Linked DNA regions of Homo sapiens: region 1 is linked to region 2. Evidence: chromatin loops called from intact Hi-C (ENCODE). Cell type or tissue: IMR-90. All regions are shown on one strand. Links, peaks and the distances in the headings refer to the core of each region. The heading gives the core; the rest is flanking DNA.

Region 1 (15,983 bases), core at 469-5,468, 240 kb after region 2:
TTTTTTTTTGAGACAGAGTTTTGCTCTTGTTGCCCAGGCTGGAGTGCAATGGTACGATCTCGGCTCACCACAACCTCCGCCTCCCAGGGTCAAGCTATTCTCTTGCCTCAGCCTCCCGAGTAGCTGGGATTACTGGCATGCACCACCATGCCTGGCTAATTTTGTATTTTTTGTAGAGATGGGGTTTCTCCATGTTGGTCAGGCTGGTCTCGATCTCCCGACCTCAGGTGATCCGCCTGCCTTGGCCTCCCAAAGTGTTGGGATTACAGGCATGAGCCACGGTGCCCGGCCTATAGATGGTACTTTCTATGTGTCCTCATGGTGGAAGAGACAAACAAGCTCCCTCAGGCCTCTTTTACATGGAAACTAATCCCATTCATTACAGCAGAGTCCTCATGACCTCATCACCTCCCAAAGGCTTCACCTCTTAGTGCCATCACCATGGGGTTGGGTTTCAACATATGAATTTTGCAGGGACACAAACATTCAGACCATAGCAAGGGGATAGTTAAGATGTCATAAGATTCTGATAGGTTTGCTCAGCATCTCTTCCAACTGTTTTTCTGGCATGCCTTCCTGGATGGCAGAGGCTGGAAAATAAAACAACAACAAAAAACTACAATGAAAGTAAAAACCTGTATTTCTGTAACTACACTTGATAGAGATTCAAAAGTGATTTAGGCTTTGCTGTTCAGATGCATGCATACCATGTTTTAGTTTGGAACCCAGTTCAGCTGGGAGAGCTAGGACAGGGTGTGAGACAATCACAACACTGGTGTGAATCCCAAAGCTGCAGCACAATCTGGAGCCAAGCCCGCAGCTTTCTCATGCCTGGATCTCAGTTGAGGTGGGACAGTCCTGCAGCCCACAGCCAAGGCTGTGGCTTTCTTGTTCCCTAGCTTCCCACTTGTTACGGAAGTAGTAGCTCCCCAGGATGGCCGGTTCTGCAGTATTGATCTGGAAGGAATTCTAGTAACCCCTGCCTTCTGTGCTCTCCCAATCCTTTTAATGATTTTCAGCACATAATTCCCCATATTAAAGCATGTTTAGGCTGGACGTGGTGGCTCACGCCTGTAATCCCAGCACTTTGGGAGGTCCAGAGGACAGGAGTTCGAGACCAGCCTGGCCAACGTGGTGAAACCCCCTCTCTACTAAAAGTACAAAAATTAGCTGGGCATGGTGGTAGGCGCCTGTAGTCCCACCTACTTGAGAGGCTGAGGCAAGAGAATCACTTGAACCTGGGAGGTGGAGGTTGCACTGAGCCGAGGTTGCGCCACTGCACTCCAGCCTGGGCAATAGAGCGAGACTCTGGCTCTAAATAAATAAATAAATAAATAAAGCAAGCATGTTTAATTTCCATTTGCCAGAGTATACCTTAATTGATCCAGATGGAAGAAAAATCTATTAATTCCTATCAATTATTATCCTAGCAATTCAACTTCTAAGTCCATCATGTGATCCAGTATTACAGAAGAAGAAGTCTGTTAATGGGAGGCAGATGGTCTTCTAGCAATAGAGATGGCAAGGAACTGGTGGCCTCAAGGAGAGCTCAGAGAGGTCTACTGGTGGCGACAGAATGAGAACTTTGCTTATAGTATTGCTGAAACAATACTATAAGAATAATGAACACTCTGGGATGCCAACACAGGCGGATCACTTGAGGTCAGGAATTAGAGATCAGCCTGGCCAGTATGGTGAAACCCTGTCTCTACTAAAAAAACAAACAAACAAAAAGTGAGATAGTTGAGTTAGAAAATGTATAGTGTTTTGTTGGCCTCTTTGAAAAATAAGCGGTCTGATAATATGTAACAAAGTTTAAAAATTGTATCTATTGAAATTAGTGCTTATATTAGTTGTGTGAGATGATTTACATTTAAAAATGTAAAGAATATATGTGTGCTTATAGGTAAGAACAATACATGAACATATTTTCCATCTGCTCCCAATACGTGTCAGTTCATCTTTCTACATTTAACATTTACTGAAGGTAGCAGAAGTAACGTTTTGGAAGAAAAGGATGTTTGGTAAATCAGAACACTATTTCTTGCAATAACTAAAGATCATTAATAACATTTCTTCCAAACTTCCCCCTCCCCAACTCCAACTCCAGAAATAACCAACTAGTTTGATAATTACTAGAAGAAAAAAAGAGAAACAATTGTAATATTTATACAGACATAAAGGAATGGTCTGGTAAATATGGTACAAACAATGAAATAAAACACGGCAACTGAGCACTATCTATTATATTGGTAGTTAACAAAAAGCAAAATACAAAATTGCACCTTCTCAACACCAAAAAAATTGCAGATTTTGCCATTACTTTTAGAATGGTAAAAACTGCATTACTTTTGCACCAACCCAAAACAATTATCTATAATAAAGTCATGAATATATATATTGTCAATTTGTCACTAATAAAATTATTTTGGTGGTATTTTGTTCCATTTCTTCTTACAGGGGTAATTTTTTCTGTTATACCTCAAATGTAACTGGCTTAAACTGATTTCTTTTTTCAACCAAATATGTGTCTTTGGAAACAAACATTCTAATGGCATGCCTCTATACATATCTACCTAGTTCAAGGGAATGCAGTTTGGGAGACTGTGTGTACATGTGTGCACACTCCTGTGCGTACATGTTAAAGTGTAACGTGATCCACCTGAAATGTACATGCAGCTGTTTATATCATGTAGCCATCCATTTCATGATAAATATGTTTGGAAATAAATTTGTAGTACTACCTCCCAACAGCAAATCTTATTTCCTTTTAGTTTCAGTAATAGTATTTAGTATTAGTTGTCACTAATAAGGATTATTTTTAATTTGCAGATGGAAAGCTTCTTCCTTTCCATCCATAAATCGAGTGTTTCTTCTCAAAGGCAATGGTTCTCAAACTTTAGTATGCAACAGAATCACCTGAGGAGCTTTTCTTTTTTTGAGATGGAGTCTCGCTCTGTCGCCCAGGCTGGAGGGCAGTGGCGCGATCTCTGCTCACTGCAAGCTCCGCCTCCCGGGTTCAGGCCATTCTCCTGCCTCACCCTCCCGAGTAGCTGGGACTACAGGCACCCGCCACCACTCAAAATCCTGGTCCTTATCTGCAAAGATTCTATTTCAGTGGGCCTATGACGGAGCCAAGAATTCTGCATTTTTAAGGCAACTTGCTGTCCTTTGAGAAACATTGCACTGAAGTATTTGGGAACTTTGTTTCACTGTGATAGCTGTCTGGGACTTAAATCTTCCGCCAAAGGAAAACCTGGAAAATTTTGTGATTGAGCAAGCAAATCAAGCCCATGCGTAGTAGTAGACTGGGAACCGGTGGGTGTGAGACCCAGGCTCTATGTGGCCTACACTCTTCTGAACTCTTCTGAGTCTTGATTCCTGGTCTGTGAAGTGTGCAGTGTATCCGAATTAAATGAGAAAATCATTCCGTGCTTTTAGGGTGAGTTTGAATAACTTTTAGGCAGTCCACCAGATGGCGATATAACTTTTTTTTCAAATGGAGTGGTTAGCCTGCCGAAGTTGTGAGAGTCAGTCCTACAACATTCCTAGCAGATCAAGATTTTATGTTCCCAGTTCTGGCTTCAGAGACTGTAGCGATAACACAGGGCTCATGCAGTCCAACATCCCGTATAATACAGGTTGCCAGTTGTTGCCTTTTCAGTATTTCTCCTGTGTGATCCTGGACTGCTTGTGTCAGATTCACACAGGAGCATTTGCTTACAAATGCAGCTTCCAGGGCCCTGCTTCAGACGTACTGACCGAGAATCTCTGGAACTGGTTCTTCAGTATCTGCTTTGCAAAAACAATCCGTAAGTGCTCAACAAACAGGTTAAAGTCTGAGAGCCACGTGCCAGTGAAAAGGAGGTTCACGTCTTGCTGAAGCCACCCCTTATTAGCTGTTTTGTTAGAATTCCTCCCTCGGTGAGAGTGGGATTAAGGATTCAGGGATGCTAGTTCTGCCCTCTTGAGGCCACACTGAAGAGATCAACTTCCTTTTTCTTGGGAAATGTCTGAACATTTTGAAGGTCGCTAATCATGACTTACCTCACCTCCGCCCCTATCTTCTCTGGGGGTGGGGAAGAAGTCATACTTTGCATTACAGGTTGGCTGTCATCCTCCTTCCCTTTCCAGGAACACTATAACCAGAGACTAAGAGCGAGGACCTTCACTATTTCTTAGCTTTGTGATCGTGAGCAAATAACATAAACTCTTTGAGCCTCAATTTCCTCTTCTGTAAAATACGAGTGAAAATAATTATACCTACTTCAAAGGATTGTTATGATTATTACATGGGGTGATGAATGCAAAGTGAAAAGGTAAAATATAGCAAAATGTGATCTATTATTAACAATAATGAGCTTCAGTTTCTACATCTGTAAAATGGTGATGATAACTACTAGAGCATGGGGAGAATTAAATGAGGTAATATAAGTAAGGTAGTTGGTTAATGTCTGACTTAGAAGAGGCTCTCAATAGTAGTAATTATAAGATGGCCAATAATGTAAAAACACCAATGGTCTATGCCCCTAATGATGTGGGATTTTAAAAATCACTGAAGTAATGAGATTAGCAATTTCCTTACTGTTATCCTGTAGGATCAGCCTTAGAACAAGTATAAAACTTGTATCTCTTCTATACTAAGTTCCTTTTAGAAAATGTTTCTTAATGAATCCACAATTATTTAATAAAACACAAAGTATTCAATTTTTAAGTATTAATTCCTCACAGAAATTGCTTTCTAAAGTTTTAAGGGTGCAAAAAACATTAAAAATCTTTCAGTAAGCTAAAACTTTAATTAGGCCCTTATATAATTCTTGCTAAAGAGAGAGAATGGAACTGAGACTGTGAAATGAAATGACAATGATAATATTTCCTTTGAAATTTTTAAGGCCAAGTTGCATTAATGCAACTTTGAAATTGTTCCAATCACACAAGGTATTTAATTAAAGCAAATGAAAGGCTCTTCAATTCCCATAAAGATTTACATGGTAGGAAAAATGTTTCTGTTTTAGCAGGTCTATAACATCATTTTTAAAAATTACAAAAATTATTGTATCTACTTTTAAAGCTGGACAGCAATAGTTATAGAGAGAATCATTTAATTTTAGAGTCAAGCAGACCAAATTCCCATCTGGCTCCACCAGCGTGTTCCCTTTAGAAAGTAACATTTAAGAGTTTCATTGCCCTTGTTTGTAAAAAAGGGGATCATATTTGCCTCCACAGTGCCGCTGAGGGGTTTAAACAAGGTGCTGAATCTAGAACACTTACAGAGAGCCTGTAATAAGTACTCAGTGCTTAAATGTTACCTAAAAACAAAGGAAGATCATTAGCACTACCGTAAAAAATTATATATGGGTGGGGCACATTGGCTTGATTGGTTTCGCTATATGGGTTTCAACCAAACGTCTTGGGGAAAAATTCGGAAGGCAATAAAAGGAAAGTGGAAAGGACAAAGAGGATTGGAGTTGGGGAGGGTAAGAGACAGTTATAAGTCTGAGGAAAAATTAGGAAATAGCATAGAATTCTAATTCAAATAACTTAATTACCCTTGTATTTATATTTTTTCTTAAAGTTGTTTTACTTTAGTGAGCAGTCTTTCTTCTCAGATTGTGTCTTAGCATATTAATGAAAAAAACAGATGATAATATTACTGTACAATAAGAGTTTAGCAGTGATTGAAATTCAGTGTCAATGAAGACACAGGGCAATGGAGAGAAAAATCATAGATATGTCATGAAAACAGTTTTAGTAATTTTTCATTTCAACAACAAATTTCATAATAATGATATAAGTACATTCTTTATTTTATATATATATATGTTCTTTTTATAGAGATGGGGTCTCACTGTGTTGACCAGGCTGGTCTTGAACTCCTGGTCTCAAGCAATCCTCCCATCTTGGCCTCCCAAAGTGCTGGGATTACAGATGCGAACCACCATGCCTGGCCTCTGAATTTTAAAATAGTTATGAGTGCCTTTAGAATTTCTACTATTGGAGCCCTTTATGCTTCTATTTACCTTCAATCAAGATTTGCACCTCAGAAAACATAGTTACTTGTTGTTGTTGTTGTTGTTGTTAGGAAAAGTTCAGTATGAATGCTGTTGTCTCATTCTACATAGCAATTGTTTGGGTCATGTATAATAAAGAATTGATACCTACTCTAAAAATGAAGATATTTTGTGTTCTAGGAATTGAGTGGCACTTGGTCAAAGAATGATTTATGGAATCTCTGGGCATAAGGGGAATTGATTGCTCTTTAGTTTTTCTTTTCCACACTTAGTACTAAATTATTTTGAATTTATGGGAAGTTAAGCTAAGTGAACCACATCTTTCCATTTTGTTGCAAGGAGCTTATCACTTTCTAAACGGAGAACTATACTGTCTCGGAGTAATGGATTGAATAGTGGCCCCCCCAAAATTATGTCCACTTCCTAAATCGCAGAACCTGTGAATGTTACTTTGAAAAAAAAAGGGGGTCTTTGTAGATGTCATTAAGTTAAGGATCTCCAGATGGGGAGGTGATCCTGGATTATCTGAGTGGGTTCTAACCCAGTGACAAGAGTCCTTATAAAAGACACACGAAGGACTGACACACAGAGATGAGAAAGAGGCAATGTAACCATGGAGACAGAGACTGGAGTGATGTGCCACAAATCAAGGCAAGTTTGTAGCCACCAGAAGACGGAAGAGGTAAGAAGTACATCATCCCCTGGCCTCCAGAGGAGTGTGGCCCTGCTAACACTCTGATTTTGGACTCCTGGCATCCAACTGCGTGAGTATAAATTTCTGTTGTTTTAAGCCACCAAGTTTGTGGTCATTTGTTACAGCGGCCACAGGAAGCTAATACACAGGGTAAGCTGATAGGGGAATGAGAGAGTTTTTTCACAGTTGCATGAATGGGTTAAGAATTCTAAAGAATAATTAGCCAGGTGTGGTGGTGGATGCCTGTAATCCCAGCTACTCGAGAGGCTGGGAGGCAGGAGAATCACTGGAACCCGAGAGGCGGAGGTTGCAGTGAGCCAAGATGGCGCCACTACACTCTAGCCTGGGCGACAGAGGGCGACTCTGTCTCAAAAAAAAAAAAAAAAAGTTATTTGAAAGAATAAACATTATTGGGTAAGGGGAGATGACATGGTAGCCATTAGAAAGAGGGGTGGGGGGAGTGAGGAAAAAAGGCAAAAAACAGAGACCAGGAAGGTGAATAACCAGAATGTGAGCTAAGGAGATGGAATAGGAAGGACACTGTACCCAGGCAGAGTATGGACTGAGGAGAAAAATAAATGATATCCCTAAATATGTTTTAATTTCAGGGAGTTACTTTGTCTTCTCATATTTTACTCAGATCGCTTTGTGTGTGTGTGCGTGCGTGTGTGTGTGTGTGTGTGTGTGATGAAATACATATTTTAATTAAATATTTTACCTCAGAAACAGCCTCTCAGAGAATGTTTTTGGATAAAATGCAATGTTTTGGTAATATTCTCTTCAGAAACATTAAGTTAGGATGTTAGGGTGATGGAAAAACCTCAATAAAAACCAGTAGCTTAAGTATGGAGACACTCAGAACTCAGTCATCACATTGGGAAGAAAATGAGATAGTGGAAAAGAAGAAAAAGTCACCCAGGAAAGAGCCCGAGAAAACTTCTAAGAGTCGGAGTTTTTCACTGATGCTTACCAAAGCTTAGCTGTATGGAATAATGGAGGAATACATCCTTTTAACTTTAGTCAAGCTTTTTAAATTCTGAAAAGGGGACTCTTTCACTTAGAGTGCTGCAGTACAAGGAAAGCAATTGTTTGGAGAAAATAGGCTATGCATTCTGAAAAAAAATATTTCTTTTTGGCAAGGGCTATGGATTCCTGTCAATCTAAAGGGATCTCTAAACTTAGGGAGAGGGTAGGAAGTAGCTCTGCCCTCTGAGAGGCTCTATTTTATTCTGAAAGGCCGAATGTGACAAAAGCAGCTTTAATGATCAGACAGAGCTGAGGTATCCAAAGCTACATATAAAATAGAAGCTTAGGACACCTGAAAAAACAGACAAGAATTAACACAATAGCAAACAAAATGGCAGACTCAATCACTGCACCTGGCCGAAATATTTCTATGAAGTCAGAGTTTAGCTGGGTACCAGAGCAATTTTCTCCCTAAAATTGGGTAATGAAAATTTGAACAGAAGAGGTGGTATGTGCTGATTAATTTTATGTGTTAACTTGACTGGGCTGAAGGATGCCCAGATAGCTGGTAAAACATTATTTCTGGATGTATCTGTGAAGATGTTTCCAGAAGAGGTTAGTATTTGAATTGGTAGGCTGAGTAAAGTAGATTACTCTCACCAATGTGGTGGTTAGAGAGTCCATCAACCAACCCAGTGAGGACTCGAATAGAAGAAAAAGGTGGAGGAAAGGCAAATTTGTTCTCTTTTCTTGAGCTGGCACATCCATCTTCTCCCATCCTTGGATGACAGAATTTCTGGTTCTCTGATCTTCACACTTGGGCTAAATTACCCACTGGCTTTCCAAATTCTCCAACTTGCAGATAGCAGGTTGCAGAGCTTCTCAGCCTCTGTAATCACATGAGCTAATTCCCATAATTAATCTCTGTCTCTGTCTCTCTCTTTTTCTTTCACTTAATAAATATGGAGATTTATTGAAGAACCAAGAGGATATACCACTGGTTCTGTTTCTCTGGTGAATCTTAATACATAAGGTTAAAATAGATTAACATTAGAAGCGAAAAGTGAAAATGCCTCAAAATATATTTTAAAACTTCTACTTCAAACTATAGAAAACACGATTTCTTGGTCATCAAATCATGGAAGAACATCTCATTCTTGGAATATGTTGAGGTATATGAGAAATCTTCTCATTGCTTCTCAGAATTCTTAGCACCTGCAAAACCATTATTTTGTTTATATAATCTTACAGAAATGTTACCCAACTACTAGATTCACGTGAAATAATTTTTTCTTTTGATAGAAAACCAGCGAGGTCAGTAATTTCTGTCGGGAGAAAGAGCAGGAGAAACAATTCTCCTTACATGAATTCTTAGGTGTCCAGTTGAAAACATTCCAGAAGAGGGGGTGGACCATGGATGGTGGGAAGCACAAACTTCAGAGCCAGATCCCCAAAGTTTGGTGAAAAGGCCAGGAAAAGCACCAAATAAACACACAGCCATGCAGCCCTTAACAAGTCTACTTTGTAAAAGCAATTTTGTTAATCTCTTTCTTCAGGAAACACTTTTTCTTGTGGCGGTATTTACTTTGTTAAACGAAGAAAGTTCCCTGCCTTCTCTCTCTCCAGTTAGGGCTAAAACCTGGACACTGACAGAGCTAATGTATGTTTGATCTAATCAGTCAAGATCAAGTGGGGGAAAGCAATAAAAATAAATTTCAAAATGTTCTCTATCAAAAATTTTTCAAGAAAAATGTTCTAATTAAGAATCTCCCTCAAGTATGTTTCTGTACAATTGGACCAGTGAACTGGGACTGGAAGTGTCAAGAGGGTTGTAGAAATGAAAGTATTGCCTCATTTTCTGATTTTTGTTCCCACCTACAGGAGCTCCCACAGTGTTCTACTCTTTCCATTTTAGGGAGAAGATGTAGAGCAGTACAACTTTTTTCCCTCTATGACATGTCCCAGACCTTTCCGAACTCTTTAGTGCCTCTGATTATTAGTAAACAATTCAAGCTTACTGATGGAGACTGTAACTTTGATGTCATTTTTCTTCTCCTTGGTTTACAGCCAGGAATCATTGCATGTCTTCCAGGTATTGGCAGGAACACATACATTTCCCAAGCATATAGGTGGGATTAGTATAAAATAAACTTATGAGGCCTTTCATATTTTATGTTGCCTCAGACCAGGTAAGTTTTGTCTTAATTTTCTGATTATCCTGAGATGTTTCTCCATTTACTCCATTGAATCTACTTGACTCTGAGTTCTTTTTTTCTTTATTCTTCTCTATTCTTATTCTTTTTTTTTAAATTCTTGATGGTGATAATATCTCTTCGCTTCAAGTGATAATGTTCATTCCTTACCCTGTTAGATATTTTTAATATAATTCTTATAAACTTCTTAATTTTCTCAAAGGCCCATGCCTCTATGATAATGATCAGCACTTGTTTAATTTGAAAATGTCAGGCATATGTAAGAGGTTCAATTGCCCAGGAGCTCATAACTCCTTACTCATTCATTAAAAACAAATCATCGGGATGCTCCTGCTCTAATGTTTAGAGCCTTTCTTTTAACAAATGGCCTCTTAATTTTCATGGTAGAAAAGACTTTTTTTTCCTTCTGTGATACAGAACAGTTTTCAATTATTTAGTCGTCATGAGCTGAAGCAGGGTAGCCGTAGATATGCTAGACTATTTTTCTACAATAACCCCAGCATGTCCTTTATTTAGGAGAAATTTTGACTGATGGTGGAAAGAAATTTAAAGTACTCCTGCATTAAATGAAGTTATGATTCATACTAACAGTGAAAATGATTATTTGAATCTCAGAAGGCATACATTTCTAAAACAATGTTTGTTTTGATTATCTTCTAAGAGAATATCGAGATTTACAAAATTTATTCTTTCTTTCATTTCATTGTATCATCCTTTTCCTATGTGAACAATCTCACATGGCTTTTCCTTCTTTCAGAGTGGATTTGGTATTTTTTCTCTTTCATTTGTATGCTTTCCATTTACTTTGTATTTAAAGACAATCTCAAACTTGTAAAAAGTTACAAGTACAGTAAAAGAACTTTCTTTTGAAATTTTTTGAGTGTAGTTGCTAACATGCTCATTCAACTTACCTGACTACTTCTATGTATTCCACTACAAACAAGAATGTTTCCTACAAACATTCTTCTACATAACCATATTACCATCAAAGTCAGCAAATTAACAGTGATAGGTTACTACCATATAATCCTCAAATTCTTTCAAGTTTCCTCAATTTTCTCAATGATGTCCTTCATAGCAAAGGGATCCAGTTCAGCGTCATGTGTTTCATTTTGTTGTCATATCTGTTTGGTTTTCTTCAATGTGGAACAGTTCCCTAGTCTTTCTTGGCCTTTATGACCTTAACACTTTTGAAGATTACAGGCCAATTATTTTGTAGAATAGCTCTCAATTTGAGTTCACCTAATGTTTTCTTATGAATAGATTTAGGTTTGCATCTTTGATAGGAATATCATAGCAATGGTGACAATTTTGATTCACCTCATTACTGGTGATGTTAACTTTGGTCACTGATTGGTGTCTGCTAGACTTCTCCACTGTAAAGTTACTCTTTCTTCCCTTTGTAATTAATAAATATTTTGTAAGGTGGTACTTTGAGACTATGCAAATATCCTGTTCCTCATCAGACTTTCAATTTGTCCATTCATTTATTTATTTCAGTGTGGACTCATGGGTTCCTATTTTATTCAGTAGGTTAAAACCAGTTGCTTTCATTATTTAGTTTGATGCTCAGTGTGGGGGTTCAATAAGGCTGGTGGGAAAAATATTAAAGATAGTTATAGTAATAGCCACAAACTCTCTTGGAAGGCCTGAGAGTTTGTATAACATCAGTAATAGATCTGGCTGAAGGCGGCCTGGTCCCTTTACCTTTAGTTAAATAAGTTAAAGTAGTAACTAAGGAATGTGGGGAAGTTATCTAGCTAGCTTGTTTACTCATGTGGTCTTAAGACTAACCTTTGATGTACGGCAGGTGCTTAATTGCTTTCTACTTGGGAATTCCACAGTGTCAATTACCCTCTAGTGGTGTTGACTCAAGCCTTTGTCAATTAATCTTCCCCAAATAAATGTGAGTCTCACTAGCTGGTCAGGGCCACAGTCACAACTGTTTACAGTACTCTCCAGGGAGTCTGTAAGTGGCTTGGACACTCAGCTGGACTGGCAAAGCAGAATATCTGTGTGTCAGTGTACTTCATTCATCCATGGCTGGCTCAGGGTCTGCGGGTCAGACCGCCCCAAGTGAGAACTCTTTCAAGAGTCTTTTTGATATGTTCTCATAAGTCTTTCAGTGCTTCTTTACTTCCTGGCAAAGATGTCCCAGGCTCATCTTATAGTTTCCCTGCCCTAGACTTGGGATCAGCCATTTCTCCAAGGAGACTTGGATCCTGTTTTGGAGTATGGTCTTCAGAAAAGATGTCAGAACCAGGTGTGCTCATTGTTACTGAGGGCTTGTTACTTCCTGTTTTCAATGGACAGAGCTAGTTAATATATATATATACTTATATACATACATAAGCACATTTTTACACCTATACTTCTATATCCCTATTGAAAACCATGGGTTCACTTTGATATCTCCAATTCCAATCTAACAGCACAGGGCTCATTCATGTTTTCTCTCCTTCTATATTTGAAACTTCCTTCTCCAATAGTGAGAAGTCTTGATATATTTTTGATCAAGCCTTCTGTATGTCACCAGTCTGTCATTGCTGCTGCATCCCACACTCCCTGTGCAATGCTTTCCCTACCTGCTTGGGCTTCAATATCCCACACCAGGCTTCTCCTCTCGTTGATGTTCTTCTTGCTCTACTTGAGCTCCATTACCCCTAACTAGTCCAGCATCCTCACCTTGCCTGGGCTTTAGCACTCTGATTTGGGTAACCACAGGATTCCCCCTATCCTTGCCATATTCATTTCTCTTGCCACTTAGTGGCCTTTGGATTGATCTGAACAAGGAAAGGATAAAAGAGAAGTTATCATTTTATTTTCAAGTTAGTATTTGCTGAGTACTATTTATCAAGCTCTGTATTATCTCATTTTAGTGACATAATGAACTTGATTACATTTTACTAATTGAAGCAGTCAAGATGAAAGAAGTTGTCACTTGCCAGACTCCACAGCCAGTAAGTGGCAGATCCAGGACTGGATGTTGTCTTGCTGACTATAAACCAATGTTCCACTTGGAAGCTGTGTATGTGTGATTCATAGAAAAAGTGGTTAATTTTCAAAGGCAATAATCATAGAATTGGTAGTGTATAAATTTTTTGGGGATATAATTGTCAGATGTCTCAATTACAAGCCCAAGATAGATGAGGCAGTATTAATTTGCTAATTACATATTTTGAAAAGATTGTACATAAAGAAAATGTTTTCTCTTTAATTACGGCATTAAGGATTTCAAAAGGTACTTTATAATTTATACCATTTCATTTCATAATTTTATTTCTTTTCTCTGTGTTTTAAAGCATGTTCTAAGGGTTAAACTTTTAAACTTTAAACTACACAGTGAATCACTTTCTTTTCTTTTCTTTTTTTTTATTTTTTTGAGATGGAGACTCAGTCTGTCTCCCAGGCTGGAGTGCAATGGTGCAATCTCAGCTCACTGTGACCTTTGCCTCCCAGGTTCAAGCGATTCTCCTGTCTCAGCCTCCTGAGTAGCTGGGATTACAAACATGCTCCACTACACCTGGCTAATTTTTGTATTTTTAGTAGAGACAGCGTTTCACAGTCTTGGTCAGGCTGGTCTCGAACTCCTGACCTCAGGTGATCCACCCGCCTTGGCCTTCCAAAATGCTGGGATTACAGGCATGAGCCACCGCGCCTGGCCTGTGAATCACTTTCAATAAGCCTTTCCATAATTTAGAAAAAGACATATAAGAAGGAAGATTTCTTACGCTGTTTGCCTTTTGTTAAATAATGGTGACCCAGTTTCTAAAAGGAACCAGTTTCTAAAAGGAAAACCTGAGTAATTACTTAGAAGAGGCTGGCTTTCTAAACTTAGTTAACAGCTATTATTATTTAATTGTCAGTTTTACAGTAACTTGGTAAGTTTCCTGCTTAATCTAACTACTCTAAATTGTACTAAAAAACCTACCCTGTTCCCTGCATTGTATTTTTCATGTCTTTACAAGCTTGCACTGAGGCCTTACCTTCCTACATTATTGGCCAGCTTATGTAATGCCCATGCCAGGCAACCACCATTTGCTTTCTACAAGGTGTCTCATTTAAATTTCAGAACTACATTCTTATTCTGTAGTTCCATTGTTACTCCAATTTTATAGGTGAAAAAACTGAAACTCAGTGGGGTAAAGTAACTTGACCAAAATCACATTTCTAGGATAACAATGGCTTCTTCTGCAATACCTTCTGAAGGACCTACCTGAGGCTGTTTTACAGTTAACTTTTTTAAATAAGATAAATAGTTGGGACTTAATTAAACTAAAGGGCTTTTGCATGGCAAAAGGAACAGTCAGCAGGGTAAACAGACAACCCACAGAGTGGGAGAAAATCTTCACAATCTATACATCTGACAAAGGACTAATATCCGGAATCTACAACAAACTCAAACAAACCAGTAAGAAAAAAAAATCCCATCAAAAAGTGGGCAAAGGACATGAATAGACAATTCTCAAAAGAAGATATACAAATGGTCAATGAACATACATGAAAAAATGCTCAGCATCACTAATGATCAGGGAAATGCAAATCAAAACCACAATGTGATACCACCTTACTCCTGCAAGAATGGCCATAATCAAAATATTAAAAAATGGCCAGGCATGGTGGCTTATGCCTGTAATCCCAGCACTTTGGGAGGCCGAGGCAGATCACCTGAGGTCGGGAGTTTGAGACCAGCCTGGCCAACATGGTGAAACCCTGTCTCTACTGCAAATACAAAAATTAGCCTGGCGTGGTGGCAGGTGCCTGTAATCCCAGCTACTCGGGAGGCTGAGGGAGGAGAATCATATGAACCTGGGAGGCCAAGGTTGCGGTGAGCCGAGATCGTGCTATTGCACTACAGCCTGGGGGACAAGAGCGAGACTTCGTCTCAAAAAAAAAAAAAATTAAAAAACAGTAGATGTTGGCATGGATGTGGTGATCAGGGAACACTTCCACACTGCTGGTGGGAATGTAAACTAGCACAGCCACTATGGAAAACACCGTGGAGATTCCTTAAAGAACTAAAAGTAGAACTACCATTTAATCCAGCAATCACACTACTGGGTATCTATCCAGAGGAATTGAAGTCATTATATGAAAAAGATACTTGCACATGCATGTTTGTAACAGTACAATTTGCAATTGTGAAATCATGGAACTAACCCAAATGCCCGTCAATGAGTGGAAAAAGAAACTGTGTGTGTGTGTGTGTGTGTGTGTGTGTGTGTGTATATATATATATATATATATATATATATATATATATATATATATATGATGGAATACTACTCAGCCATAAAAAGGAATGAATTAATGGCATTTGCAGTGACCTGGATGTGATTGGAGACTATTATTCTAAGTGATGTAACTCAGGAATGGAAAACCAAACATCATATGTTCTCACTGATATGTGAGAGCTAAGCTATGAAGACGCAAAGGCATAAGAATGATACAATGGACTTTGGGGACTTGGGGGGAAGGGTGTGAGGGGAGTGAGGGATAAAAGACTACAAATAGGGTACAGCATATACTGCTTGGGTTATGAGTGCTCCAAAATCTCACAAATCACCACTAAAGAACTTACTGATATAACTAAATACCACCTGTACTCCAATAACTTATGGAAAAACAAAATATTTTTTTTTTTGAGATGCAGTCTCACTCTGTCGCCCAGGCTGGAGTGCAGTGGTGTGATATTGGCTCACTGCAAGCTCTGCCTCCCAGGTTCACACCATTCTCCTGCCTCAGCCTCCCAAGTAGCTGGGACTACAGGCGCCCACCACCATGCCTGGCTAATTTTTTGCATTTTTAGTAGAGATGGGGTTTCACTGTGTTAGTCAGGATGGTCTTGATCTCCCGGCCTCATGATTCACATGCCTTGGCCTCCCAAAGTGCTGACATTACAGGCGTGAGCCACCGTGCCCGGCCCAAAAAAATTTTTTAAAAAAAGATCAGTAAGATCTTATACAAAAATAGTGGACATGAAAACACTATAAATCAATTGAACATAAAAGATGTATACAGAACGCTCTACCCCAAAACAACATAATATACATTTTTATCAAAGCACATAGAACATTCCCCAGGACAGACCATATGTTA
Region 2 (15,983 bases), core at 1,039-6,038:
GCCCTGGAGGAGAATGAGGGAGGAGAGGGTTTTCTATGACTGTGTTAGCTTTTATTATTAGCAAGAGGGCTCCTTTTGTAATTTGTGCATGAAATTCATGTCATTTCCTGGGAGAGGAGAGGGCCGACTGGAGAGGGTGGGGGGCACACTGGGGAAGCAGGCAGAGGTTTCCTTCCCTTGTAGGGGGGTGGGGAGAGTGGGGAGAGGGGGTGCTATCCAGTTCGCCTGATGAGGGCTCTCGAACCAGCCGTTTTGGGTTGTGTTAAAGGTGAGACCTTCCTCCATTAATGTACAATCTCGAACTAACTGCTAATAAAGTGGGGTTCTGTTTGTACACCTTGGTCCTGTCTGACCTTTTTGCAAGGCCCGCAGGGAAGGGTGGAGTAGGGGTGTTTGCATGCACGGCCAAAGCCCGCTTGTCCCTGCCACCTCAGGCATGCACACGTGCCCACATGTATGCACACACCTATACACATGGTGACTTGGTCAACGCAGATCATTTTCACTGGGTTATAAATGGAAGATTTCCCAGATACAGCAGAGGCCTATCCTAGGGCAGCCACAGGGGGCATCTCAGGTGATAGAAGCCCTCAGACAAGCTGGATTGCTCAGAAGCCCTGGGTGTCGGGCACTGGACCGAGAGGAGACTTGGGGGCTGGAACAATTTCTGCTACTAATGTATATTGTAGCTGGGGGCAAGCCACTTTTACTGTTTTATCCCATTTCCCTCACCTTTTAGACGCATGGAGGGAGTTGGACTCCATGGCCTCACTTGAAGAACTTGCCTAAAACATGCAGATTCCCAGGTCTACTTCCAGAGATTCAGCTCCAGCAGATGTGGGGTGGGGCCCAACATCTTTAAGGAGCCCTCCAGTACACTGAGGAATTTATAAGGAGCCCTCCAGTACACTGAGGCAGCCCAGTGTAACTCTGGCTCAGAGTGGGAAACTCTGACTCAGATCCATGGTTCCTATGGGTTCTAATTAATACGGAGAGCCCCACTGTCCAGGAAAACTTAGGGTAAAACAAATGACTGAAGCCCTCACAGCCTAATTGAGGGCCAGACTCGAGATTTGCCTGGAGAAGGAGAGTTCACAGGTAGGGGCCCAGGCCAGTGTCTGCAATGCAGGTGATCAGACATGCTCCTTCAGAATCCCCTTGGGAAGCTTTAAACAATATACATTCCTGGGCTCCCCCAAAATCTGCTCACTCAGAACCTCTGGGGTGGGACCCAGCACTGTGTACTTTAACAGACTCCTTGGTGTTCAGGGAAGTTTGGGAACACTGAATCAGGCCACCATGTTTGTCAGAGACGGTACCCAGAAATGTGCACAGCTTCTGAGGGACAGAGGAGGGGCATGCTGGGGACACAGCTGGGCAGTCCTGCTTCCCAGGACCCAGTATGTTCAAAGTGAAATACCACAGTGCCACCTCTGATGGCACAAGGGCAGCACCTGCAGAGCCCTCTTTGCAGTTCGTCAGCTGGGAGCTTGGTTTGGGTCAGGTGGCCCTCACCAGCAAGAACACAGCTGGAGGCTGCATGGACAAGAGCAGATCCAGAGGCATGGTGCAGAAAGGTGACTGTGCCAACTGAGGGGTCAGCCTGCAACAGGGATTTTTGAATTTACATACAGCTGAGATTCTGTTTTGAAAGAATCACTTAATTGAAAACCAGGTAAAGGTGGGGGTGCTCTGTGGTTGGAGTGGGAGTGAAGCTCTGGACTCTTCCCAGCTCACCTCCTCCCTGTCTCTCAGGCTATCTTGGAACCCTAAGATTTCTCAAAACACATTGTGAAAACCCAGCCCAGTTGCTTCCAGAGGTCCTAAAAGTCCTGCAGTTCTAATAGGCTGAATGAGTAGCAGCCCATCAGCCCCTCCTCACCCCCCACGGGGATGTCCACCCAGTAAATCTGGTGCCCCAGGAGTGGTTTGGGCTTCTAGAGGTGGGGAGTTACCTTGGAGAAGCCTGGATCATGCGTGTAGGGCAGTGTGTTTCACAATAGGAAAACGCTGGGAACAACCTAGATGTCCATCCACAGGGTCTCAGCTAGGTAACCTCCAGTGTATCCATTCACTGTAATGATGATTCAGTTGAAAGTAATGAGCTCAGTCTCCAAGCCCTGCCAGGGAAATTTCTATGACAGACTTATACAATGTGACCATCATGGAAAGAGAACACTACAGTTTGTATTTTTCCTGGGGTTGTAGATAGACGTCTCATATCAAACTGATACTAGGGGAGGAAAGACTGAGAAGGGGAACTTTCAAAGGAGACTTCAGCCTTGGCTGAAATATATATAAGACAAGGATAATGCATTTGCATATCATTTGTGGAATGAAAAAGTCTTAATGAAAAATAGAAATGGACAAAGCAGAAAGGGGGACTCCAAGCAGCTAGACTTACATGACGATGCGATGAAGGCCAACACTGCTTTACCCAGCCCTTAAGCTCCTATGGAGTTAGGATCTGGAGGAGGCCTAGGTGCCGGTGATCAATTTCTTGCCTGGCTGCATTTATCCTAAGCATTCGTGAAGACCCTGAGCTGAGGATCCTGACTTTCCTGTGACTGTAGGCCAGTCTCAGCTCCTCTCTGGCCCTGGGAGCTTAGCTTCCCCAAGCTGACAGACGGGGGAGCTAGGGTTAACATCACCATTGCTGGAACAAATTGACACCATGTCTCCCGATATGATGCAATGGGAAGGACCCAGTGCAACACCTGGGAAATTCCTAACGAAAACACGGGACATGAATCCAGCCAAGGGGAACAGACAGACACATCCGTATTGAGGGACATTTTGCAAAATAACTGGCTTGAACTCCAACAATGTCAAGGTGATGAAAGATACAGAAAAGCTGAGAAATGGTTCAGGATTAAAGGATACTAAAGAGATGTGGTAATCAAATGCCATGTGTGACCCTGGAGGGGTCCTGGACCATGAAACAATTAGCTATAAAGGATACCATAGGGACACCTAGCAGAATGTCAGGATGGACCGTGTGGATTAGATAATACTATTCAACCGATGTTCAATTTTCTGGTTTTGATTATTTTACTGTTATGTAAGAGTATCTAATGAAGTACATGTGAGATATTAGTTTTTTGAAATTACTTTTGCACCAACCTAATATTTAGGGGTAAAAAGGAAGAAATGGAACTGAATTTTGACTCCTGTTCTTTCTCTAGTGGTACTAGATGGTAGGTACTCATCAGATGCAGTCCAAAAGATGTCCACCAGGGGGCACTATTATCCTAGCCTCTCACAGTGTAGTCAGCGCGAATGCCTCCCGGGAAGACTGGGCTGGTGGTTAATGGTGGTGGGGCAATAATATTATCAATATTAACATCAATAAATTAAATAATATAAATAAAAAGTATTTCTTATCCTGTCAGGCAGACCCTCTGCTTATCAAGTGCTATCTTTAAAATTTTTTCTTTTTGTGACAGTGTCTCACTGTGTCACCCAGGTTGGAATGCAGTGATCTCGGCTCACTGCAGCCTCAAGCTCCTGGGCTCAAGCCATTCTCCCACCTCAGCCTTCTGAGTAGCTGGGATTACAGGCATGCACCACCACGCCAGGCTAATTATTTTGTATTTTTTGTGAAGATGGGGTTTTGCCATGTGGCCCAGGCTGGTCTTGAACTCCTGGCCTCAAATGATCCTCCTGCCTCAGCCTCCCAAAGTGCAGGGATTACAGGCATCGGCCACCTTGCCCGGCCTCTTTTAATCTTCATAACAATCCTCTGAGGTAGGTATTATCATTCCCATTGTATATTTGAGGAATTTGAGTTCAGAGAGGTTAAGTAACTCTGTCAGGATCACAGAGCTGGTAGTCATTGATCCATGAGACTCCACAGCCTGGAGTCCACTAGGCTGTCCTGCCCCCTGGGCCTGAGGCTGGGAATGTGTCCTGGCACAGGGAAATGCCATGACCATGAGGCAGAGTGGGGACAATTCCCCGAGCCTGGCTCTGCCCTTTTCAGGGCTGGGGACTGGGTGATCCTGGGAAGCTGTTAAAGGTGCCTAACAGTATGTGTACCTACAAATCTAAAACAGAAGTACAAACAGGGAATGGTGTGAGATGTATGTCTCCTTCCACTCCCTGACCTTTGTCCTCCAACTCACTTCTTCAGAGGAAACCACCATTAGCAGTTTCTGTGGATCTTTCCAGAAATTGTTTTACATATACAAACAGTTGCGTGAGCATGCACACCCTGCTGGTGTGTACCCTCAGGCTATTCTGCACTGTGCTTTTCCATGGGGGCCTCTGGTCAGTGGGTGGAGGGTATTTACTGCTCTGCATGGCAGCAGAGGGCTCCTCTGCATGGGTAATTGGTGGAGGGTGTCTGTTGCTCTGCATGGCAGCAGATGGAGGGCTCCTCTGCATGGGTACTTGGAGAAGCTCTGCTCTATTACACCTTTCAGGGAGTGGGGGTAAAAACTGGAGCTTGAATTCCTTGGCCTTTGCCCCATTCTGGGGTGTTCTCCCTTGGGAAGGAATAGGCTGTGCAGCACAGTAGTCAAAATATGCACAGCCGGGTAGATCTGGTTTCAAATACAGGCTCAGTGTTGGCTGTGTGACCTTGGTCAAGTAATTCATGTCTCTGAGCCTCAGTCTTTGCTTTTGTGAAGTGGGGATAGTCACAGGACTGAGGTGACAGAGATGTTGTGAGGAGTGAAGAGACAGTGTCTGGAAAGCCCTCAGCAGGAGCCTGCTACACAGTGAGTGCTCAGTAAAGTCTCTGCCAGTTCCTGGTTTCACACACATACAGACCCCATTTCTGAGCCTGAGCCTGGGGGTGGCACTGCCACCTTTGTCCTGAGGCAGATGAGGATGGGCTGAGGAGTCAAGTGGCCCACTCAATGTGGAAACTCATTACATTTGATTGTTCTTCCTGGGACCTTGAAATGGAAGTGGTGGGTGATCTGAGGCGCTGAGAATGACCCTTCAAAACACACACACATAACACCAACTTCACAGGAAAACAAGGAACATGAGAGACTGCTATAAGCAGCTGCACGTTAAAAAATCAGATGCTCTAGATGCAATGGACAAATTCCTAGAGACACACAAACTACCAAAACTGACTCAAGAGGAAATAGAAAATCTGAATAGGCCTGTAACAAGTCAGGAGATTGAATCGGTAATCAAAAAACTCCCAGCAAAGAAATGCCTACCACCAGGTGGCATCATTGGTGAATCCTACAAAACATTTAAAGGAGAATTAACATCAATCCTTCTCTTAAATTCTTACCAAAAATCTAAAGAGGAGAGAACATTCCCAACTCATTCTATGAGGCCAAGCATTACCTTGATACTGAAACTAAGACTCTACAAGAAAAGAAAATTGCAGGCCAGGCGTGGTGGCTCACACCTGTAATCCCAGCACTTTGGGAGGCTGAGGCAGGTGGATCACCTGAGGTCAGGAGTTCAAGACCAGCCTGGCCAACATGGCAAAACCCCATCTCTACTAAAAATACAAAAATTAGCCAGGCATGGCAGCATGCACCTGTAATCCCAGCTACTCGGGAGGCTGAGCCAGGAGAATCGCTTGAACCCAGGAGGCGGAGGTTGCAGTGAGCCAAGATTGCGACAGTGCAGTCCAGCCTGGGTGATAAGGCGAGACTCCATCTCAAAAAACAAAACAAAACAAAAAAATTATATGCCATGATCAAGTGGGTTTTATCCTAGGAATGCAAGGGTGGTTCAACATATGAAAATCAAAGTAATGTACCACATTATTAGAATGAAGGGGGAAAAAACCACATGATCATCTCAATTGATGCAGAAAAAGCATCTGACAAAATCCAACACCCTTTCATGATATAAACGCTTATCAAACTAGTACTAGAAAAGAACTCTTTCAACATGATAAATGCCATATGTGAAAAACTCACAGCTAACATAACTTTTTTTTTGAGACAGGATCTCACTCTGTTGCCCAGGCTGGAGTGCAGTGGCACAGTCGTGGCTTACTGCAACCTCGACCTCCCAGGCTCAAGCGATCCTCCCACCTCAGCCTCCCAAATTGCTGGGACTACAGGCACGTGCCACGCCTGGCTAATTTTTTATTTTTGTTGTAGAGACAGGGTCTCGCCATGTTGCCCAGGCTGGTCTAGAACTCCTGGGCTCAAGTGACATAATTCTTAATGGTGAAAAACTGAAAGCATTTCCCCTAGGATGAGGAACAAGACAAGGATGTCTGTTTTCATAACTTCTAGTTAAGATTAGAAACTTATACTCAACACAATACTGGAAGTTCTAGCCAGAGCAATTAGGCAAGAAAAAAACAAAAGGCATCCAAATTGGAAAGAAAGAAGTAATACTATCTCTATTTATAGATGACATGATCTTAATGCCTAGAAAACCCAAAAGAATTCATACACATACACAAACTATTAGAGTTAATAAGTGAATTTTGCAAAATTTCAGGATACAAAATCAATACACAAAATCCATTGAATTTCTATACACTATAATGAACAATCCAAAAAGGAAGTTAAGAAAACAATTCTACTTATGATAGCATCAAAAAGAATAAAATATAGGCTGGGCGTGGTGGCTGACACCTGTAATCCCGGAACTTTGGGAGGCCGAGGCGGGTGGATCACCCAAGGTCAGGAGTTTGAGATCAGCCTGGCCAACATGGTGAAACCCCATCCCTACTAACAGTACAAAATGAGCCGGGTGTGGTGGCACATGCCTGTAATCCCAGCTACTTGGGGGGCTGAGGCAGGAGAATCATCTGAACCCTGTAGGTGGAGGTTGTGGTGAGCTGAGATCATGCTGCTGCACTCCAGCCTAGGCAACAAGAGGTAAACTCTCTCTCAAAATAATAATAATAATAATAATAATAATAATAATAATAATAATAATAAATATATAGGAATAATTTAATCAAGGTGGTGAGAAACTTGAATACAGAAAACTATAAAACATTTCTTGAAGAAATTAAAGATCTAAATGAATGGAAAGACATCCCATGTTTGATTAGAAGACTTAATATTGTTAAGGAATATACAGATTTTTTGCAATTCCTATCAAAATCCAATAGGTTTTTTTCCAGAAATGAAAAAAAAAATTCCTAATATGAAAATTCCTAATATTCATATGGAATTTCAAGAAACTCAGAATAGCCAAAACAATCTTGAAAAAAAATGACGCAGTTGTAGGATTCATGCTTTCTGATTTCAGAACTTACTGCAGGCCAGGCACGGTGGCTTACACCTGTAATCCCAGGACTTTGGGAGGCCGAGGTGGGTGGACCATCTGAGATTGGGAGTTCGAGACCAGCCTGGCCAACATGGCAAAACCCCGTCTCTACTAAAAATACAAAAATCAGCTGGACGCGATGGCGCGTGCCTGTAGTCCCAGCTACTTGGGAGGCTGAGGCTGGAGAATCACTTGAACTCGGGAGGCAGAGGTTACAGTGAGCCGAGGTCGCACCACTGCACTCCAGCCTGGGCAACAGAGTGAGACTCTGTCTCAAAAACAAAACACAACAAAACAAAAAAACAAAACTTCTGCAAATCTACAGTAATTATAACAGTGTGCTACTGGCATAGGATAGACATATAGACCCTGGGGTAGAATTGAGAGCCCAGAAACAAGCCCTCACATCTATTGCCAATTGATTTTTGACAAGGGTGCTAAGACCTTTCACTGGAGAAAGAATAGTGCTCCAAAACCTGGATATCACATGCAAAAGAATGAAGTTGAACCCTTACCACATACCATATGCCAAGACTAAGTGAGAATTGATCAAAGACTTAAATTTAAGAGCTAAACTTAGAACTATTAGAAACATCAGTGCAAATATCTATGACCTTGAATTTGGTAATGGTTTCTTAAATATGACACGAAAAGCACAGGCAACAAAGAAAAAAAATAAATTTGTCTTCATTAAAATTTAAAAGACTTTTGTGTGTCAAAGGACACCATTAAGGCCAGGCGCCATGGTTCACACCTGTAATCCTGGCACTTTGGGAGACCTAGGTGGGTGGATCACTTAAGACCAGAAGCTCAAGACCAGCCTGGGCATCATGGTGAAACCCCATCTCTGCAAAAAATACAACAATTAGCTGGGCATGGTGGTGTGCCTGTGGTCCCAGCTACTTGGGAGGCTGAGGTGGGATGACCCCTTCAGCCTGGGAAGTGGAGGTTGCAGTGAACCAAGATTGCATCATTGCACTTCAGCCTGGGTGACAGAGCAAGACCCTGTCTCAAAAAAGAAAGAAAGAAAAAAGGACACTATGAAGAGAGTTAAGAGACAATCCACATAACGGGAGAAAATATTTGCAAATCATATGTCTCATAAGGGCCTAATATCCAAAAAATATAAAGAACAACTCAACAACAAAAAGACAAACAATCCAATTAAAAAATGGGAAAATGACTTGAATGGATGTTTCTCCAAAGAAGACGTACAATGGCCAACACACTCATGAAAAGGTGCTCAACACATTAGTCATTAGTGAAATGCAAATCAAAACCACTTCTCACCTACTAGGATGGCTATAATTTTTTTGTTTGTTTGTTTTTTGTTTTTTGTTTTTTTTTTGAGACGGAGTCTTGCTCTGTCACCCAGGCTGGAGTGCAGTGGTGTGATCTCGGCTCACTGCAACCTCCACCTCCCGAGTTCAAGCAATTCTCCTGCCTCAGTCTCCAGGCATCCACCACCAGACCCGGCTAATTTTTGTATTTGTAGTAGAGATGGGGTTTCACCATGTTGGCCAGGCTGATCTGGAACCCATGACCTCAGCTGATCTGCCCACCTGGTCTTCCCAAAATTCTAGGATTACAGGCATAAGCCACCACATGTGGCCGGCTATATATATATATATATATATATATATATATATATATATATATATATATTTTTTTTTTTTTTTTAAGGAAAATAAGTTTTGATGAGGATGTGGAGAAATTGGAACCCTTATACATTGCTAGTGGGAATGTGAAATGGTACAGCTACTGTGGAAAACAGTTTAGTGTTTCATCAAAAGGTTAAACAGTATTCACAATAACCAAAAGCTGGAAAGAGCACAGGTGTCCATCAATAGATGAATGAGAAAATAAAATGTGGTATATAATACAATGGAATATTATTCCACCACAAAAAAGGAAGGAAGAAATTCTGATACATGGTACAACATAAATTAGCCTTGAAAACATTATGTGAAATAAAATAAGCCAGACACACAAAAAGACGAATATTGTCCGATTTCCTTTATACTAAATATCTAGAATAGGCAAATTCACAGAGATAAGAAGTAGGCTAGAGGTTACCATGGCTGAGGGGAGAGGGAGGATGGGAGTTATTGCTTAAGGAGCACAAAGTTTCTCCTTGGGTGATGGAGAGTGTTGACAATAGATAGTAGCAATGGTTGTGTAACATTGTGAATGTACTAATGCCACTGAATTGTGCACTTTAAAATGGTTAAAATGGCAAATTTTATGTTATATGTATTTCACCACAATAAAAATACATACATGGCATTCAAGGCAGCTCTGTTTATGTAAATTGAAATATAATTTACATACACAAAATAATAAAGTGTATAATTCAGTGGTTTTTAGCAAATTGTGCAACCATCACCACTATCTAATTCCAGAACATTTCATCACCTCAAGAAGAAACCTCATAGCAGTAAGTGGTCATTCCTCATTCTTCCCTTCTCTCAGGCCCTGGCAGACACTGAACCACTTTCTGTTTCAATGAATTGCATATTCGGAACATTTCCCATAAATGGAATCCTTCTTCCATATGTGGCCTTTTGTGCCTGGTTTCTTTCACTCAATGTGCTTTCAAGGTTCATCCATGTTGTAGCTTGTGTTAATACTTCATTTTTAATGGCTGACTACGATTCCATTATTGGTATGTTTGTTTATCCATTCATTAGTTGATGTACATTTAGGTTGTTTCCACTTTTTGGCTATTGTGAATAGTGCTGCAATGAATACTCATGTACAATTATCTATTTGAAATTCCTTTAGGTATAGACGTAGGAGGGAAATGCTGGGTCATAAGGTAATTCTATGTTTAACTTTTTCAGGCACCAGCAAACTTTTTGCCAGAGCAGTTGAATCATTTTGCATTTCCACCAGCAATATACAAGGGTTCCAATTTCTCCACATCCTCACCAAAACTTGTTTTTTCCACTTTATTTTATTTATTTTTGAGACAGAGTCTCGTTCTGTTGCCCAGGCGAGAGTGCAGTGATGGGATTATGGCTCACTGCAACCTCCTCCCCCCGGGCTGAAGGGATCCTCCCACCTTGGCCTCCTGAGTAGCTGGGACTACAGTTGTGCACCACCACACCTGGAAAATTTTTGTATTTTTTATAGAGACAGAGTTTTGCCATGTTGCCCAGGCTGGTCTCAAACTCCTGGGCTCAAGAGATCTGCCCACCTCAGCCTCCCAAAGTGCTGGGATTACAGGTGTGAGCCAATGTGCCTGGCATTATTATTATTATTATTGTTATTATTATTTAAGAGATAGCATTTTACTCTGTTGCGCAGGCTGGAGTGCAGTGGTGTGATCATTGCTCACTGCAGCCTCTAACTCCTGGGCTCAAGTGATCCTCCCCTCTCGGGCTCTCAAAGTGCTGAGATTACAGGTGTGAGCCTGGCCTCATTTTCCTTTTTTTTTTTTTTTTAAATTATAGCCATCCTAATGGATATGAAGTGGTACCACATTGTGGTTATTATTTGCATTTCCCTAATGACTAATGATGTTGATTATCTTTTTATGTATTTGGTGGACATTTGTATGTCTCTTTGGAGAAATGTTTGTTCAAGTCTTTTGCCCATTTTTGAATTGGCTTGGGGAGATGTGACCTGGATCAGGGTTGACTTGGCCTCAGGGGCCCCTCTGGAAAAGGAGATTCTGATCTTGGGGTCAGAGTTGGAACTTTCCACTCTCCCCTGCCCATGCCTGCCTCATGTGATCCCAGCTGGGGGAACTGGGAAAGTCACATGGCTGGGCCTGGTGGACAGGGAGAGTCTCCCCCAGGTAGGTGGGGGGAGTCCCAGGCTTGGGCTTTTCCTCTGGGACATTGGGCCAGCTGCCTATGACATGGGAGATGTGCTCTCTGGTCCCCTGGCCCAGGCTGTTCAGCACACTGCCTTTTCACAGTGCCCAACAGAAAGGGCCCCTGACAAACCATATGGCCAGAAAATGGTTCCCATATGATTTTTACCTCTACTGCCTCTGCACTTCTCGCTTTTGATCCCATCATTCCCTCCACCTTGTCTGTTTGTTCCTTTCCTGTTCCATCACCTGAATCCTCCCCATCCTTCAGAGTATCTTCTCTAGAGCCTTCTGTGCTCCCCTTCCTAGTCCTGCTTTCAGAGGTTTGCTTTTGCTCCTCTGGGCTCCTCCAGCATCCACCCTTTGGGCTGTGCCACCTGAGAAGATTCCAACATCCAGCACTGAGCTCAGATGACTGATATGGGGGTCTGGACCCCTCAGTAGGTGATGAGCTTCTCAAGGGTTCCCAGTCCCATCAGGCCCCAAGCATAGGGTGGCACCAGCTGCCTGGCAATGACTATACCCTGTGTTGGTTGATCAGACACAGGACAGGATGTGAAAATCATGGGTGTTCCTTCTGCCCTACATCCAATCCACAGACACTGGGAGCTCTGGGCCAGAGGTTCCCAAACACCCACCTGTAACAGACTTCTAGCCTCAGACTCCACCAGGCAATTAGTAAAAATTGAAATATTCAGACACTACTGTCCTAGATTCTGATTCAGGAGCCCTGGGAAGGGCCCAAGAGTCTGTATTTTACCAAGTTCCCCAGTAGTCCTGTTATGTAACCAGGTTTGGGAGCTTCTGGGGCTGGCAAATCTTAGTCACTTCAGTCCAGTGTGCTTTCTCCCTGCCCTCTCCTGTGCCAGAATATTTGTTTCTAGGGTGGAAGATGGACATGGATCCCTTCCCTGGATGACCCTCAACAGCCCTATAAATCCCCTCACACTCATTTCCCTCCCTTCTCCTCCATTAGAACCTTTTTGGAGGCTCATTCCTTTTGCCTGTCGAATTCATAGGCTTTAAGTCTCCCTTCTCCCAGGAGGTCTTCCTGGCTTGCCTCCACATACTCTCTGATCACAGATATCCAGAGATGGTCATTAAACATTTAGAAACATAACATTAAAGAGGCTGATATAAAACATATAATATGTATGGGTTATGGTACAGATAATTTAGTTACAACATTTGTTTATGTTATCGCATAGTATATATTTTTATTATATTACAGACAGATACATTATAGGCATTTAGGCCTAGTGCATAGATTTATGGGTGGGTCATGATGTAGTAGAGCTGAGAAAGCCCATCTAGTCTGTTACTTCTTTTCTTCCCCATTTTCAGATAGGTAAATTGAGGCCCAGGTGCATAGGTAATGGGGCTCAGGTGCCTGAGAATCCTTGGCCCCCAGACTCCTGCTCACTTGCATGTAATCTCACTTAGGTTTGTGCAGACCCTCCACCCTCCAGTTCTCTAACTAGTGGTGCCCACCCGGCTCCTGGCAGCTCATGGCCTAAGGAGGACAGGCAAAGGGCAATTCCCAGCCCCCATCTGCCCCCCAGTGTGGCCAGGGCCCATCTGCACAGCTGGAGTTGGTTACCCAGCTGTTTATGGGTCTCTGCCTCTGGTGTTTATAGTTCCGCCTTTGGGTCTGCTTTGCATCCCCACTAATGAGAACAATGCCCCAGGAGGCGGCGGCGGGTGGTTGGGGGACCACTGGACGCTGAGCAGTGGGCTGGGCCTGTGTCCTGGCTTCTGCCTTGCCTGGTTCTAACGAGGATTTCAGGCCCTTTACAAGGACACAGGAAGGACAGCAAGGTGGCCCATACGGAAACAGACACGCCTAGGTGAGGAGCGAGGAGGCGAGAAGGCTAAGAATGAGTTTGCCGTGACTTAGGCACTCAAGGCAGGGGAGAGTTGGGGCCAAATCTTTCCTTTTAAGAAAATGCATTTTTTTCTTTCATCACAAGAGTTATAAATCTCTATTGTGGAAACTTTAGAACATACAGACACATAAGAAGAAAATCTAAATGTCTGTATCCCACCACCCTGGATAATCATGTTTCACATTTTAGGACATTTCCTTTCTGTCTGATATATAAAGTTGTTTTTGCAGAAAGGAGAATATGCATACACTGTATTTTACAAACCTCCTTTATTTTTATTTTTATTTTTTGAGACAGAGTCTTGCTCTGTCACCCAGGCTGGAGTGTAGCGTTGCAATCTTGGCTTACTGCAACCTCCACCTCCTGAGTTCAAGTGGTTAGATTCTCATGCCTCAGCCTCCCACGTAGTTGGGACTACAGGTGTGTGGCACCATGCCTGGCTAATTTTTCTATTTTTAGTAAAGAGGGGGCTTCACAGCCGGGCACAATGGCTCCTGCCTGTAATCCCAGCACTTTGGGAGGCTGAGGTGGGCGGATCACAAGGTCAGGAGTTTGAGACCAGCCTGGCCAACATAGTGAAACCCCTTCTCTACTAAAAATATAAAAAATTAGCCGAGCATGGTGGCGGGCACCTGTAATCCCAGCTACTCAGGAGGCTGAGGCAGGAGAATCACTCAAACCTGAAAGGTGGAGGTTGCAGTGAGCCAGGATTGCGCCATTACACTCCAACCCGGGCAACAGTGCAAGACTCCATCTCGAAAAAAAAAAAAAGAAAAGAAAAAGAAAAAGAGGGGTTTCACCATGTTGACCAGGCTCATCTTGAACTCCTGGCCTCAAGTGATCCACCCGCCTTGGCCTTCCAAAATGCAGGGATTATAGGCATAAGCCACCACGCCCAGCCTACAAACTCTTTTAAATCATAATAAATTGTCAACATATTTATATGTTATTAAATATTTCTCTACTACATCAAATTATGTTATTTCTATTTTGATTATAATACAAGATTATTGTGAAAGAATTGCAATCATTAGTGAAGTGCACAAAATTTAAGGCTCAAATGTCCCCCTCTTTCCTGTCCCCCAGTAATACTTCTAACCCTTTGGTGGAAATCTCTCAGATATTCTCCTATGTACATGACAAACTGGTGTACATGGTAGAGCTGTGTCATAGTTTATTTAAATAATTCTGTCACAGTGGGCATTGAGGTTAGGTACACAGCTGTTTGAAGCCCACAGGCAGCCAGTGTGACCAGCAAAGCCTCCTGGTTCCAAGAGCAGATCATAGTTTCTCCCAGGAAATCTCACTAGGGCAGCATAATAAGCAATGTCCTTAACAACATGCTGGCTATTAACACAGGAATGAGTTCCATTGGGCTGTTTCCTTGTAAGGTCATGTTTGCTTTTACTTTTTAAGTTAATACAATTAATAACATTCATCGCAGAAAAATTTAAAAATACAAATAGGCGCTGGGCGCGGTGGCTCACACCTGTAATCCCAGCACTTTGGGAGGCCGAGGCGGGTGGATCACGAGGTCAGGAGATGAGAACATCCTGGCTAACATGGTGAAACACTGTCTCTACTAAAAATACAAAAAATTAGCCGGGCATGGTGGCGGGCGCCTGTAGTCCCAGCTACTCAGGAGGCTGAGGCAGGAGAATGGCGTGAACCCAAGAGGCGGAGCTTGCAGTGAGCCGAGATTGCGCCACTGCACTCCAGCCTGGGTGACAGAGCGAGACTCCGTCTCAAAAAAAAAAAAAAAAAAATACAAATAGGCAAATGTAAGAAAATGAAAATCACCCATAATATGGAATTAAGCCCATACGTGATGTTTATAATGTCTGTTGCATGCTTAGTCTGTATGTCTGTCGCAGGCCACACACAGTGTGCTAAGTGGCTAGTATGTCTGTATGTACAATATTTTTTTTTTTTTTTTTTTGAGACGGAGTCTCGCTCTGTCGCCCAGGCTGGAGTGCAGTGGCGCAATCTCGGCTCACTGCAAGCTCCGCTTCCCGGGTTCACGCCATTCTCCTGCCTCAGCCTCCCGAGTAGCTGGGACTACAGGCGCCCGCCACCGCGCCCGGCTAATTTTTTGTATTTTTAGTAGAGACGGGGTTTCACCTTGTTAGCCAGGATGGTCTCGATCTCCTGACCTCATGATCCACCCGCCTCGGCCTCCCAAAGTGCTAGGATTACAGGCGTGAGCCACCGCGCCCGGCCTGTATGTACAATATTATCCCAATTGTACAGATGGCCACCTCTAGCTTTTTAGGTTTGGTGAATGGCCCAAAGTCTTTTGGCTGCAAGGGGGCAGAGGCTGCCGGAGGACCCGGGCCTCCAGCTTCCAAGTCTGCACCCTGAAGCACCCCTCATTCTACACCCCTCAGTTTCGTTCACTGAACTGCCTGGAGGTTTTCCTCTTCCAACATAAGATGTTATAATCTGCTTTTTTCACTTACAGATAAATTGTGACCATCTCTCGGTGTTGTTAAATAACCCTCTTTATGGAATTCCATTTTATGGATGTATCGCACTTTATTTAATTGTTGAATATGTGGGTTATTCTAGATATTTTTTAGTATCATAAACAAAGCTATGCGGAACATTTTTGTGGCTTAACCTTTGAGCGTGTTTATAGTTATTTCCACAGGGCTGTTTCCCTAATGGCCCTCGCTGACCCATCATACCAAAGGACAGGGGGGTCAGGGAGACCCTGGGTGGGGGGAGCACCCAATAAGCTGTGCTCACCTGGTTCTTAGCTGGGCCAAGTCAGCTTGAGGGGGACATCCTAATCTATGTAGAAGACAGCAGGATGCCTTATTCTTTAAACAGTCCTCTAGAAATGGTCTCAGCTGAGTTCAGAGAACCACTGAAAGGCTGGGAGCATAGCTTGATAAGTGACACCCATGTGGGCATGTGAGTGCAGCCCCCGCGGCTCTGCAGATAGTTGAATTTGAAGAGGAACGAGAGAAAACCAGTCTGCAAAGGTGATGTCCCCATCTCCAACAGAGGAAAGAGGATGCAGTCCTTCCTCTGCAGAAATGGATTCTGAAATTGGAGCAACT

What was found. A loop is a pair of places that touch in the nucleus more often than their neighbours do. Peaks named below come from ENCODE experiments on the same cell type or tissue, not always from the same donor. Only the 100,000 strongest peaks of a DNase experiment are listed, where the experiment ranks them.
Region 1: it touches region 2 in a loop (4-fold over the local background); 7 of 110 quality-filtered maps call a loop at or near these places.

Annotation. Positions count from the first base shown.
Region 1 is chr5:150,797,763-150,813,745 of GRCh38, forward strand. No RefSeq gene overlaps it. Among named protein-coding and RNA genes, the nearest start is that of SMIM3, 27 kb to the left of the region's middle. In IMR-90, for the core only: CTCF peaks have their summits at 3,466 (motif pointing right) and 3,963 (motif pointing left); a DNase peak (open chromatin) is centred at 3,499; H3K4me3 peaks cover 639 bases; H3K27ac peaks cover 379 bases.
Region 2 is chr5:150,557,878-150,573,860 of GRCh38, forward strand. It overlaps NDST1 (N-deacetylase and N-sulfotransferase 1), which reads left to right. Exons shown (of 15, transcript NM_001543.5): 15 at 1-334. Among named protein-coding and RNA genes, the nearest start is that of NDST1, 58 kb to the left of the region's middle. In IMR-90, for the core only: CTCF peaks have their summits at 2,619, 3,236 (motif pointing right) and 5,175 (motif pointing right); DNase peaks (open chromatin) are centred at 2,084, 3,224 and 5,184.